Linked DNA regions of Mus musculus: all the other regions are linked to region 1. A link is a contact called in ENCODE POLR2A ChIA-PET data. All regions are on one chromosome and are shown on one strand. Each heading gives the region's core, a stretch centred on a gene start or an enhancer-like site at or near the end of the contact. The rest is flanking DNA. Distances are from core to core; before and after follow the strand shown. Region 1 holds the start of Tob1 (transducer of ErbB-2.1). Region 2 holds the start of Rsad1 (radical S-adenosyl methionine domain containing 1). Region 3 holds the start of Epn3 (epsin 3).

What was found. ChIA-PET counts read pairs that join two places held with the same protein, here RNA polymerase II (POLR2A).
Region 2: POLR2A ChIA-PET joins it to region 1 with 10 read pairs in Patski. The contact joins the promoter of Rsad1 here to the promoter of Tob1 in region 1. POLR2A ChIA-PET finds 5 or more read pairs at or near these places in 2 of 5 experiments (Patski and embryonic stem cell).
Region 3: POLR2A ChIA-PET joins it to region 1 with 11 read pairs in Patski. The contact joins the promoter of Epn3 here to the promoter of Tob1 in region 1. POLR2A ChIA-PET finds 5 or more read pairs at or near these places in 2 of 5 experiments (Patski and embryonic stem cell).

Annotation. Positions count from the first base shown.
Region 1 is chr11:94,209,505-94,213,199 of GRCm38, forward strand. It overlaps Tob1 (transducer of ErbB-2.1), which reads left to right and starts at 1,950. Exons shown (of 2, transcript NM_009427.2): 1 at 1,950-2,227.
Region 2 is chr11:94,547,230-94,550,924 of GRCm38, forward strand. It overlaps Rsad1 (radical S-adenosyl methionine domain containing 1), which reads right to left and starts at 1,978. Exons shown (of 9, transcript NM_001013381.2): 1 at 1,754-1,978; 2 at 1,242-1,375; 3 at 930-1,134. The coding sequence starts at 1,888.
Region 3 is chr11:94,497,850-94,501,544 of GRCm38, forward strand. Epn3 (epsin 3) reads right to left here and starts at 2,125. Exons shown (of 10, transcript NM_027984.3): 1 at 1,844-2,125. Gm51873 (a long non-coding RNA gene) reads left to right here and starts at 1,191. Exons shown (of 2, transcript XR_003949592.1): 1 at 1,191-2,280; 2 at 3,549-3,695. Mycbpap (MYCBP associated protein) reads right to left here. Exons shown (of 19, transcript NM_170671.2): 19 at 3,498-3,671. The coding sequence ends at 3,570.

The sequences.
Region 1 (3,695 bases), core at 700-3,199:
ATGCCTTATTTCAGTGACAAATTAACGTTCACACTAGAAAAGCAAAACCACACAACGAAGGAAAACAGTGGAAGAATAATTTATATTAAAATATTTTGCTGCCAGATGCTTCCATTTTAAACACCATGCTCTCACAATCTAATTCCACTCTGCAACTAAAAAGCCGAAATACTAAAAATAAAACAGAATTTAAAGCGTTTTTGAGTAAAACTTCTATGTTCTTAAGAAAAAAAAAAAAAAAACGCTACCCAAGTTTTAGGAACCTGTGCAATAAACAAGAAATGGGTCACCTGACCGGTCGCCACCCCACCCCTCAGCCCATTCCACAAACCCTCCCATTCTCACACGCTGTGAGACTTTAGAAATATCCTTTCTCAAAGCTGTTCCTTCTAAAAGAGGAGGTGGGAACCCACGCAAGCAGGTCCGAGTGCAAAATAATAGGCTACATCCAGACTTCTGCATCTATAAAATGAAAAGGCTCTTGGCGGGTCGCGTAGACCAGGGTTTGTGCCCTGGGTGGTACAGATGGGCTACACAGACGGTGAGTTGTGCTTTAACCTCTAGACAGGCATAGAAATGCCCGCCCTGCAGTGTTTAAGGGCAAGGCAGCACGGGGACCGGTTTTTTTCCAGGAAGCATGGCCCGAATGCCCAGGACAGGGAAGGGGAAGGCAGGGCCCTGGGCGTTTCATTCACTGCTGCGCTTTCTCCCCCCCCCCAACCCCCCCCCCCCTTCTCTCCGAGGCTCCCCCTCGACTTTCTCTCGCCTTTACCCAGTCCGAGTTTGACGTCGGTCTCCTGGAGACCAGACAGCCAATCGTCTGGCCGCTAAGGTCCAGTGCGACCAATCAGGCATCGTTGCTACCTGTGAGTAATTATTTTTAGCCAAGAGGAACGCCCCGTTCCACTCCGGACGATAACTCGGATTTCTGGGCTGCAGGTTGTGGAAACGGCGCCTATCCGCGCCCCTAGAGTCCCTGGCGTCCCTATTCCCTGGACACCTGTGCACAGTTCATAAACTCTCGCAGGTTCCTCAGCGAGGCCTCGTGTTTATTTTGTGGGCCTGGGTGAAAGTTCTCAAAATGCACGCGTGGGCACGCACACAGAGTCACACAGGCAGTTTGGCAGCGTGTCGCTCTCTGCGACGTTTGATATAAGACAATTTTTTTTTCTTACGGTCTCAAGCAACCCTCATGTCCGAGCTGCTGCCAGGTGACCCGGGGAGATTTGGCCAGGGGGAGCTGCAGAGGCAGTTAAACTGTCACCTGTGCGGGAGGTGCAGCGACGTGGCCTCCCTTCCCCACCCCCAGGTTCTGCAGTTGTCACTCTCGGGGTGGCAGTTGGCCTAGGCCCTGCGGGGATTAATACTCAATGAATCGGGAGCACGAGTCCCGGTTACCCCGGGATGGGCTGAGACCCACAGGCTAGCTCGCCCAGGAGTGGGGTTTTCCTCGGCCACAGTCGCACTCGCTCGGAAGCAGCCTTTTCCGTGTACTCTGCCCTCCCTCCCCCAGCCTCGGCTGCCCCTCCCGGCCGGTCCCCGCCGCGTCGCCACCTGCTCCCCCTCCTCCCCCCCCACCCCCCACCCCCCACCCCCAGGCCCCCGGGCCCTGCCACCCCATCCCTACCATCCCATCCCTACCCTTGTCCAATCCCCTTCCAAGGCCTCCCTTAACCCCTCCCCCAACCTCTCGGGACTCTCAGCTCATTGGTCACAGCGGCGTTCAGGAGGCGTGACCATCTATCAGCGGCCGTCTGGACGTGGGCAGGCGGGACTTGGCCAATGGCGTCGGGGGGCAGGGCAGGGGCGGAGTCGGCGCGGCCGGGGGGTGCCGGGTGGGGAGGGCGGGACTGTGACGCGAGCGGCGCGCACCCCCGCGGAGGCTGGGGGCGGGGAGGAGGCTATAAAACGAGAGGCGGGGCGCGCGCCGCGGCAGAAGGAGCGAAGCTCTGGCCCGGCGCGCAGAGGGCGCTGTACGGGGACGCAGGGCCGGGCCGCCGGGCTGTGTAGAGAAGCGAGCGCGCTCGTGTAAGCTTGCCGTCCCCGCCACCCCTGAGCCAGAGCAGCGAGCTCCCGGACCCGCCCGAGGCGTCCGTCGCGTGTCCGGCGGTGGCGACGTCTTGCACCCCGTCGCCTCGCCGCTCCCGACCCACCCGCGCCCCCGCCCGCTGCCCCTTCTCCCCCGCCCAGCCGCGGCTCGGCGGCGGCCGCAGCTCCGGAGCAGCTTGTAAGTACGGCGGGGCGGCGGCTAGGGGCCGAGGGAGTGGCTGCAGCGTCCTGCGAGCCCGGGTGTGGAGGGGCGGCCTCGGGGACCCAAGGGAATGGAGTGGCTCCGGGGACCTGGTCCGGAGGCTTGACGGCCGACGGGCAACCGGGAGGAGGGAGCACCCGGGGTGGGGGCAGCGGCGCCCAGGCAGGGGGAGGGGGCGCCGGGATACAGGGATCGGGCCCGGACCGGTGCTCCGGGATGCTGGCTAGGTCCCAGGAGCCTCGAGCGGGGAGCAGAGTGGGGGACGGCAGGGTCAGGTTACGGCGGGGGAGGGGAAGACTGGGCGGCCCGCGCCGCGACCTGCCGGTGCCCGGGCCGCGTCCCTGAGGCAGCTAAAGAGCCTGCTCTCCTTTTCCCCGGGCCGAGCTCCTCCTCCCGGAGCAAGTCTAGTAGTCTTCCTCCTCTTCCTCCTCCTCCTCCTCCTCCTCCTCCTCCTCCTCCTCCTCCTCCTCCTCCTCCACCTCCACCTCCTCTGGCTGTTGCTGCTGCTGTAGCGCTCGGGCTCCCAGCGCTGTGAGCAGAAATCTAATGAGACCCAACTGGCTGTTTATGTAATTCTTCACAGTCCTGTGTTAAGGCGTTGCTTTAAAAACCACCTTCCACCCAGCCTGTCTGGGCTCGGCTGCACCTTCAAGCAGTCCAGCTGAATCTGCTTTCTCTGCCTGCTCTTGGGTTTCGGCTTGGAAAGTGTAGTTTGGGGGCTACACGAGAGATTCTTTGCCCTTTGTCACCAAGAATATGGAAAATGGAACAGACGGATCCACACCAGTTTGATTATTTTAAATGCCCTTTTTGATCAACCTCGTTGTACAAATAGCTCTCCCTTGGAAATACCTCTCTTTGCCCTTGATCTTTTCTTATCCCCACCCAGTGCTGATCCAGCAAACGTTTAAAGGTCGACCTTTTCGCTCCAGCCTCTCCAGGGACTGCCCGTTTATCCGAAGAGGGAAGGAGATGGCTTTTAAAAATAAGAATAAAACTGAGAAACTCTGCCCTTTAAGCAGAGTAATCAATAGGAGTTTTAAGCTGCTTGTTTTTCTTATACTTGCAGCTGAGAGGAATTTCAGAATGTGTGTGTGTGGGGGGGGGGGGCAGTACACAATAAAAAAGAAAAAGGCTCCCAGAAGAGCAAGAGTGTGAGAGCCCTTGGCATGGTTAAAACTAGAGAGGATAATTTGGTTTCATTTACCAAGATGACAACTCATTTAGTACCTTTAATTTTAGTACCAGGTACTTTGAAAATTAAAAATAATTTTGTAACTTATAACATTTCCGAATATTTAACATAAAGCAGATTTAAATGTGATGTTTCCAAAAGGAACTAGGGATTCACTTCTAAAATGGTGACTAGCAAGGAAACTAATGACCAACTTGTAAAAGTGGAGTGTACGGGTAGGTGGGTGGATGAGTGTGCAGTACAGTTAGT
Region 2 (3,695 bases), core at 728-3,227, 340 kb after region 1:
CTCTGGAAGAGCAGCCAACAACACTCTTAACCTCTGAGCCGTGTCTCCAGCCCATCTTCCTTCATTTTTTGCTACCTTACTCACTGAGTCGAAACCACAGTTGATACGGTTAAGTCTGGCTAGCCAGCATTAAGCAAGGCGAAGGGCGGATTCCTTCATCTGTGCCCTCAAGTGCTGGGATTGCAGGCAGGCTGCCATACCCAGCCAGCGTTTGTGTGGGTGGGTGAGGATCCAAGGGCTGGTTTACACTTGCCCAGTAAGTGCTCTAACCACTGCACCATCCCTTACCCACACCTGTGCAGCACCTACCATGTGGCAGGTACTACATGAAACGCCTAGACTATAAAGGGTTAAGCCAGCTGGGCCTTGTGGCCTGTAATTCCAGGAGTTGGAAGGCTGAGGCAGGAAGACTGCTGGGAGTTTGAGGCTAACCTGGGCTACAGTGTGAGCTCCTGTCTCAAAGTCATAATGATAATAATAATAATAAAATAATGGCAGCTAGTGATATAGCTCTTTGTGGAATGCTTGCCTACATGCCTTGGGGTTTGATTTTTATTATTATACAAACTGGGCATGGTGGCACATGTCTGTAGTCCTAGTATTAAGATGGAGACAGAAGAGTCAGGAGCTCAAGGTCAACCCTTGGCTACATATAAAATTTGAGGCTAGCCTGAGCTATAGGGTACCCTGTCTCAAAATAACGAAGACATTAATAATAATAATAATAACAATAATGATGTTGATGATGATGATGCCAAAGCCTGCCTCAGGAAGTGTATGGGCCAATATGTCAAGAGACAAACAGTAAGAAAAGTGTCACTACACAATCTACTGTGTACTAGACCCTGGTGCCCAGAAATGTTTTCTCAATGACTAAACACCATCCTAGGATCTGGGAGCACTGGGGTAGGGTGAGTGAGGTAGGTCACCTGTAAACCAATGGACAACCTGTTCACTCCTGCTGCTCCAAAAGCTGCCAGCCTAGGACCTGGGGCTGAAGTGGGGTTAGCCTCCAAGGTGACTTCCGAATCGGCAGGCAGGTAGACTTCCTGAGCCACAGCCTCCAGGACAGCAGCCACAGTGTGGGGACTGGCCAGACTCGGGGTTCCTCCACCAAAGAACACAGACTCTACTCTGGAGGAAGAGGATGGAGACATAAAACCCCGGGGAAAACCCTTGGGGAACATCCTCCTGTAGTGTCCTCTCCGCCCAAGACCTTGTCTAATGTCCCCAGTACTGACCTCTGCACCCCGCTGAGCCGCAGCAGCGTCCTTGCCTCAGTCACCAGGCAATTCCGCACGGTCCCCTCCTCCACGCCGCGGGGGATGTACTTATTGAAGTTGCAGTAGCTGCAGCGTTTCTCGCAATAAGGCCACTGGGGACAGGGGATGCGTGTGTGAGCTAAGGCGGGGCTCTGGGCTGCCCAGGCCACTTCCAGGGTTTATCTCACACATCCCCGTTCCCATTCTGAGGTTGGTCAGCGGTGGTTGCGACAACTAAGCCACTCTGCGTCCCGTGGGCAGATGGCGATGAGATTACTATGCCCACTTTCGTGAGACAAAACAGGTTCCAAGAGGGACACCCAGCTAGTAAGCACCAGACTTGAGGTTTTTGGCCAAACACTTATTCCGGTGGCGAATGACGCGGGCAGATGTTGTACCAGATGTAATGTTAGGCACGGACAGCGTGCATGTGGGCTATGAACGGAACAGCCACGGCCACCGCCTCCTTCTGCTCTCCCCTACTCACTCACGTGCACGTAAAGCGCCGCACGCGTGCTCGCGGACTCAGGACTCGGAGGCTGTCCCAAGCTGTCCACACGGGGGCGCCGCTGGGCCGCCCTGGCCGCTGCCACCCATCTGCCGGTCCGGACCCCGGAGGGAACCATGGCGCGCAAGGCGGCAGAAAGGAGGGATGCGAGACCTCGACAGCGTGCCCAGCAGGGGTGTACCCGGGGCTGGGCCGCGTGGATAGCCCTGGCGGAAGTCAGAGGGGCTGCGTGACCTCGTATTGCCTCTCCCGGAGTGGCTAGAGAGCCCACGGCCTCGTGTCTGCGGCGCCACCTGGTGGACACTGTTGCACACACAGCCTATTCGTTCTCAAGGACACAGCCAGTCTATCTTTTGCCAAGGACGCAGAATGCCCCGCCAGCCTCTTGGCTCCCTGTGTCAGAGCGACTTTATTGACTCATACAAGATTTCTTTGTTTGTTTGGGTTTTTTTCAGTCAGTTACTTAGATTGGTGTGTACCTGGCTCAGATCTGAAAGCCAGGCCTACTAAAATCAGGTCAGTCTAACTGGCAGGGGAGACACTAACCAAGTTAAGAGTTAATTCGGTACTAGGTAACTGGCTGTGAGCTGGTGGGCCTACAGAAGTGTGCGTGGGAGTCAGCGGAAAGGAAGCTCACGGGCTGGGTATTAGAGGAACAGAAAATCGTTGGAAGCCAGGGGCGGTGGCTCACACCTGGAATACTAGAACTCCCGGAGGATTGTGGGAGTTCCAAGCCAGCCTGGGCTACAGTGTGAGAGCCTATCTCATAGAAACAAAAGAGGGGGAAAGACATGATGGCTCAGCAAGGAACGGACAGTTGCCCTACAAAGCAGAATGGTCCCTGGATGCCAAATATGTAGTGGGAGAGAGCCTCGCTCCACATAGTGGTCCTTTTGCCTCCATGGGTGCACCTTCTAGCAAACTCATGTGTGCACATAATACACACAGATACAATAATAAAATCAATAATTGTGGCATAAATACTGTATACATACATACATACATACAGGCAAAATACCCAATTACGTTTAAACAAACGAGAGAGAGAGAGAGAGAGAGAGAGAGAGAGAAAGTAAAACCTGAGGCTGTCCCAGCAACCACATGGTGGCTCACAACCATCTATAAAGTGACCTAATGACCTCTTCTGGCACGCAGGCGTACAAACACATATATTTAAAAATAAATAAAATTTAAATATAAATAAAACTTTGTTTAAAAAAAAGAAAAAAAAGTCATGTGTGGCAGAACAGCCCTATAATCCAGGTCTGGCTGACTGCATGAGACAATGTTTCAGAAAAAAGGAAGCAGGGCTGGAGGGGCTGGCTCAGCAGTTAAGAGCACTATCGGCTCTTGCGGAGGACCCTGCACCCACACACTGTGGCTAACAACCATCTGTAAGTCGGAAACTCCAGACTTCCTCCAGCATGCACATGGTGCACAGACATATGCAGGCAAAACACATGAAATAAAATAAATATTTTTTTAAAGGAAGGGAGGGAGGGGAAAGAGAAGAAAAGAATTCCACTGGGAACTGGCTTGGCAGGGAGGGTGGGCTGTGGTCTCTGAGTCAGGCCAGTCCTTGGCATCAGATGGAAGAGGTCGCAGCAATGGTGTGTGCAGGAGAGGCAGGACACATGTGAGGGGCTTGGAGGAGCTATGCCCCAGAATGGAACGATCATGGGCTTTGGAGTCGAGTTGTCGTAAAGCAGTTCTTCCTCAAGAAAGTAAGGTGTTCGGAGTACAGCATCCAGGAAGAACCAGTCAGAACAGGCCACACTCTCTGTTCTGGTCCCCTCTAGAAGAAGGATTGTCTTTCAGTGTGTTAGCCCAGCACTATGTGGCTCTAGAGCATACAACTTAGGGAGTGCTGTTTTCCTGTCCTTCAGCTGCGGTTGGAGTGGGGCACACACAGATGAGGCTCTATC
Region 3 (3,695 bases), core at 875-3,374, 290 kb after region 1:
ATAGAAGCTGGATCAGCAAAAACTCCCCTTTCTCCATGACCTCCCCACCTCCTGTCAGCCATAGATAGGTATGATACCTTCCCCAGATCACCCTCCAGTCCCTACTGTTGGGCCTTAGCTGTCCCAGCCTCCTGAACAGAGAGGGGGACATAGGAAGTTTGCCCTTACAGCACCCACAAGTGAAAGATCAGCTCAGTTCAAAGTACCCACAAGTCTTCACAGGTCCCAGTCTTGAGCCAAAGGATGGAATTGTGTGGAAATCAGATCCCCACTGGCCCATAGTGTTGCCTACCTTCCGTCTTTCTGTCTTTCTGTCCGGCTGGCCTTCTGTGGGAATGCCACAGCCACAACTTGTTAAACTCCTGCCCTCCCCCTTACTAATGACTCAGGCCTGTGCTCACCTCCCCAGTGGGAGGGCGGGCTGGCAGCAGCAGAGTCAAGACGGGGAATAATTGTGCACGAAGCCCGCCCTGGTTGGTGTACATGCTCCTCCCTGCTGGCCGCTGGAATTGGCAGAACCAGTCAGATCAGACATCCTGACTCCACCAGAGCCCTACCTGGGCCTGGCTTCCTAGGCCTTCCTACTTTGCCAGGGTGAATACAGCCAGCCTCCATGGAAAAGGGACCTTTTGTGTAGGCTCCATGGCCCTTCCTGGATTTTTCTCCTAGGAGCAAGGTGGACATTGTGGACACACCTTTGCTGGACTTGGGGGGAAAGGAAGGGATCAGAGGCACAAGAAGATGCCTGAGCCTCCTCCACCCTAGCCTGTCATAGACTCTGATGGTGTTTCACCCAGTAGGGACACAGTAAGGAGGAAGAAAGCCAGGGTGAGGTCCCAGAGCATGCCTGAAGCTGAAGTTGAGAGGGAAGGAAGGCGGGAGGCGGGCGCGGCTGGGAGCCCTGCCAGCGGTGTTACAAGCAGAAGGTTTTATCGAACACAATATGCCCGGGAATAAAAGGGAGTGAAACACAAACCCAGCTGCGGCAGCGGCAACGGCAGCCCTGGGCAGCCGGTATGGAATTACTGCAGTGACCTTGAGCCAGACCCTGCCAGGTGGAGGGAAGGACATTGAGAAGCCAGGACCTGGGGAGGCTGCTTCAGAAATGGAAAGAAGGCAGGAGGGTACTCCAGCGGAGTGCACAGGCTAGTCAGGAAGTGGGGGGGGGGCGGGGGGGGCTAGAGTGTAGACTCCCACCTACACACAGGTTCCCAAAGAGATTCGGAGCAGTGGGATCTCTCAGGACACAAATCCAGAAGGGTGCCAGAGTGGGGGATGGAGAGATTCCTAAAAGTCAGCACTGAAGAAGCAGATGGCATCCCCAGGGTGGAGGTTCAGAGAGATGGAAAGAACCAATCACATGCACGGGAATTTGACAAAGTCTGTGTGCACCCCATCAGCCAGCACCCCTCCCCATCTTCTGTCCCCATCAGCTCCAGAGTAAGCAATGGGGGAGTGGCAGTGTCCTTCCTGCTGCTCAGGGAATGGGGGACTGGATATTCCCTAGCCCTAGGTTGTGTGGCTTCATCAGACCTGAGTTGGCTGTGTCCCAGGGAGCAGTGGACTAAAGGGTCATTCTGAGGTTAAAGGTGTAAATACAGAGATGTGCCAGGATCTGGGAGAAACGCTATCAGGAATCTCCAGATGGCCCTGCGCCCCTTTTCTGGGGGTAACAGGAAGGTAGAGAAGTTGCAGGTTAGAAGCCTCCCGGTACTCCACAGCCCTTGCCTTACTCTCTAGAGGTTGGGAAAGAGACTAAGTCCTGAGCCCACTCTAGCCCCCACCCCCACCCCCCAACCCCGCCTTCATGCAGGGCGCCACCGCGGCGCGGGAGGGAGCTTACCTCCAGAGTGGGCTCCCTCGCCCCAGCCCCCGCAGCCTCTGCAGTGACCCTCTGACTTGTATGGGGATGGCACAGCTTCAGGAGCAGCCCCAGAGCCATCCACCATAAACCCTGGTCGCGGGAGCTCTACCTTGGACCGAAAGGCACAGAGCTCTCTCTCGGAAGGACCGCAGGGTCCCCCCAGCGGGTGGCCGCTCAGACTCTCGCGGCTGCCTCCTCGACTCCTGCCGGCCAGCACTCTCGGGAGGAAAGTTGTTCAGCTGGCCAGGCAGGTCTGCCTCAGCAGTAACAGGACACAGGATGACGGGCGGGCGGGCGTGTTTAACCCCTTCCTGCTGTCTGCCGGGCGGTGCCTTCAGGGGAGGAGGCTGGCCTGTTTGTCAGCCGGTGACCCCAGAGGTTTACAGAGCTGGAGTTCATCCACTCCTACCCTTCAAGTGAGTTAACCTTTCCCCTACCTCCTCTGCTAGAAGTAGGTGAGGGTGGGAATGGAGGCCACTCCAATACCTATCCCAAGCCTTAACCCTCCTAGCCGGACGACATTAAAGCAGAAGACAGAACATTCCCTGGGGCTGGTCTTTACCTACTCCCAGCTGGCTTCCCCAGCCTCTCCAAGGGGCCTGAGGACTCTGCCTTTCCAACTCCCGGGAGGATCCTACCTGCCCTGAAGCTCGTTCCATAGCTTACATGCTTACATATGGGAGCTCAGTATGAATTCTAGCGTCCCTGGCTACTGGCTTCCCTCACTCCTCCACTGCTCCCAGAGACCCCCAGCCTAACCAGTTGTTTACAGTCGTTTCAACAGAAACCCCGGGATGATCTGAGCAGGCAGTGCGTGCTTTCCCAGCTGTTACCCTTCACCTACTACACAGTCCCACATTCCTTTGTTCCAGGAAGGAGTAGGAATTCTTCAAGCTGTTTTTGTTGTTTTGAAACGTTGTGGTCCCTCCTTCCCTTCCCCACCCCGACATTGCGCAGGCTGGCCTCAGAGTCATCATGCAGCTCAGGTTGATTTTGAACCCACAACCTTGCTGCTTCAGTGTCCCATAGCAGAAAAATGGTTCCAGGGCCAGATGAGTTGACTGGAGGAAGGGATCTAGCAGACCAGAGCCTCAAGTATTAACTTCTGGCTTAGGACAAGGATCCCCAAAGGGAATGAATGGGAAGAGGAAAACTGTACTTGTGAGAGTTTCTTGGAGTACAGCAAAGAGTTATGCCTTTGTGTTTCTTCAGATCTGGGGTGGGTGTGAGCTCAGCTCCAGTTCCTGCCGGGTTTAAAGAGCTTGACAGGTGCCATCTTTGCCATCTTGAAGGATGAGGAGGGTGCTGAAGTAGAAGCCTTCAGACAGTCAGGTCTCGCCATCTCTGCTTCTCTCCCTAGTCCCTCACTTGAGTTGGCTTCAGGAAGCACGGCCCTGAAAGTCTAGGCCTGAGGCAGGGAACTGCTATGAAAGGCCATCTTGTCCTGTCACCTGACTTCATTCCTTGCCCTGCCACCACCCACTAACTCTTCTGCTTATCCCTTAATCATCACCTCTCTGGTGTGTGTGGCTCTGAGAACTGCACATGTGAGCAGGTGGGATACAGGAGGTCCTAGACCTTCGCCTGATGCCGTTGAGATCCAGCATCCCCAGAGGCACGATGGAAATGGAAATGGTAGGAACCTAAAGATTCTTTATTGACTTTTTTCAAACCATCTTCCCAGGAGGAAGCTTGGGTCCAAGAATCAGCTGCAAAAACGTAAAGACTCTTCAACATTCTTTGTAGAGCTGAGCTCATCAGCCAGGACCATCACATCTGTCACCAGGTTGTCCAGCAACGCATAGACCTGGAAGAGAGGGATAGACATCAG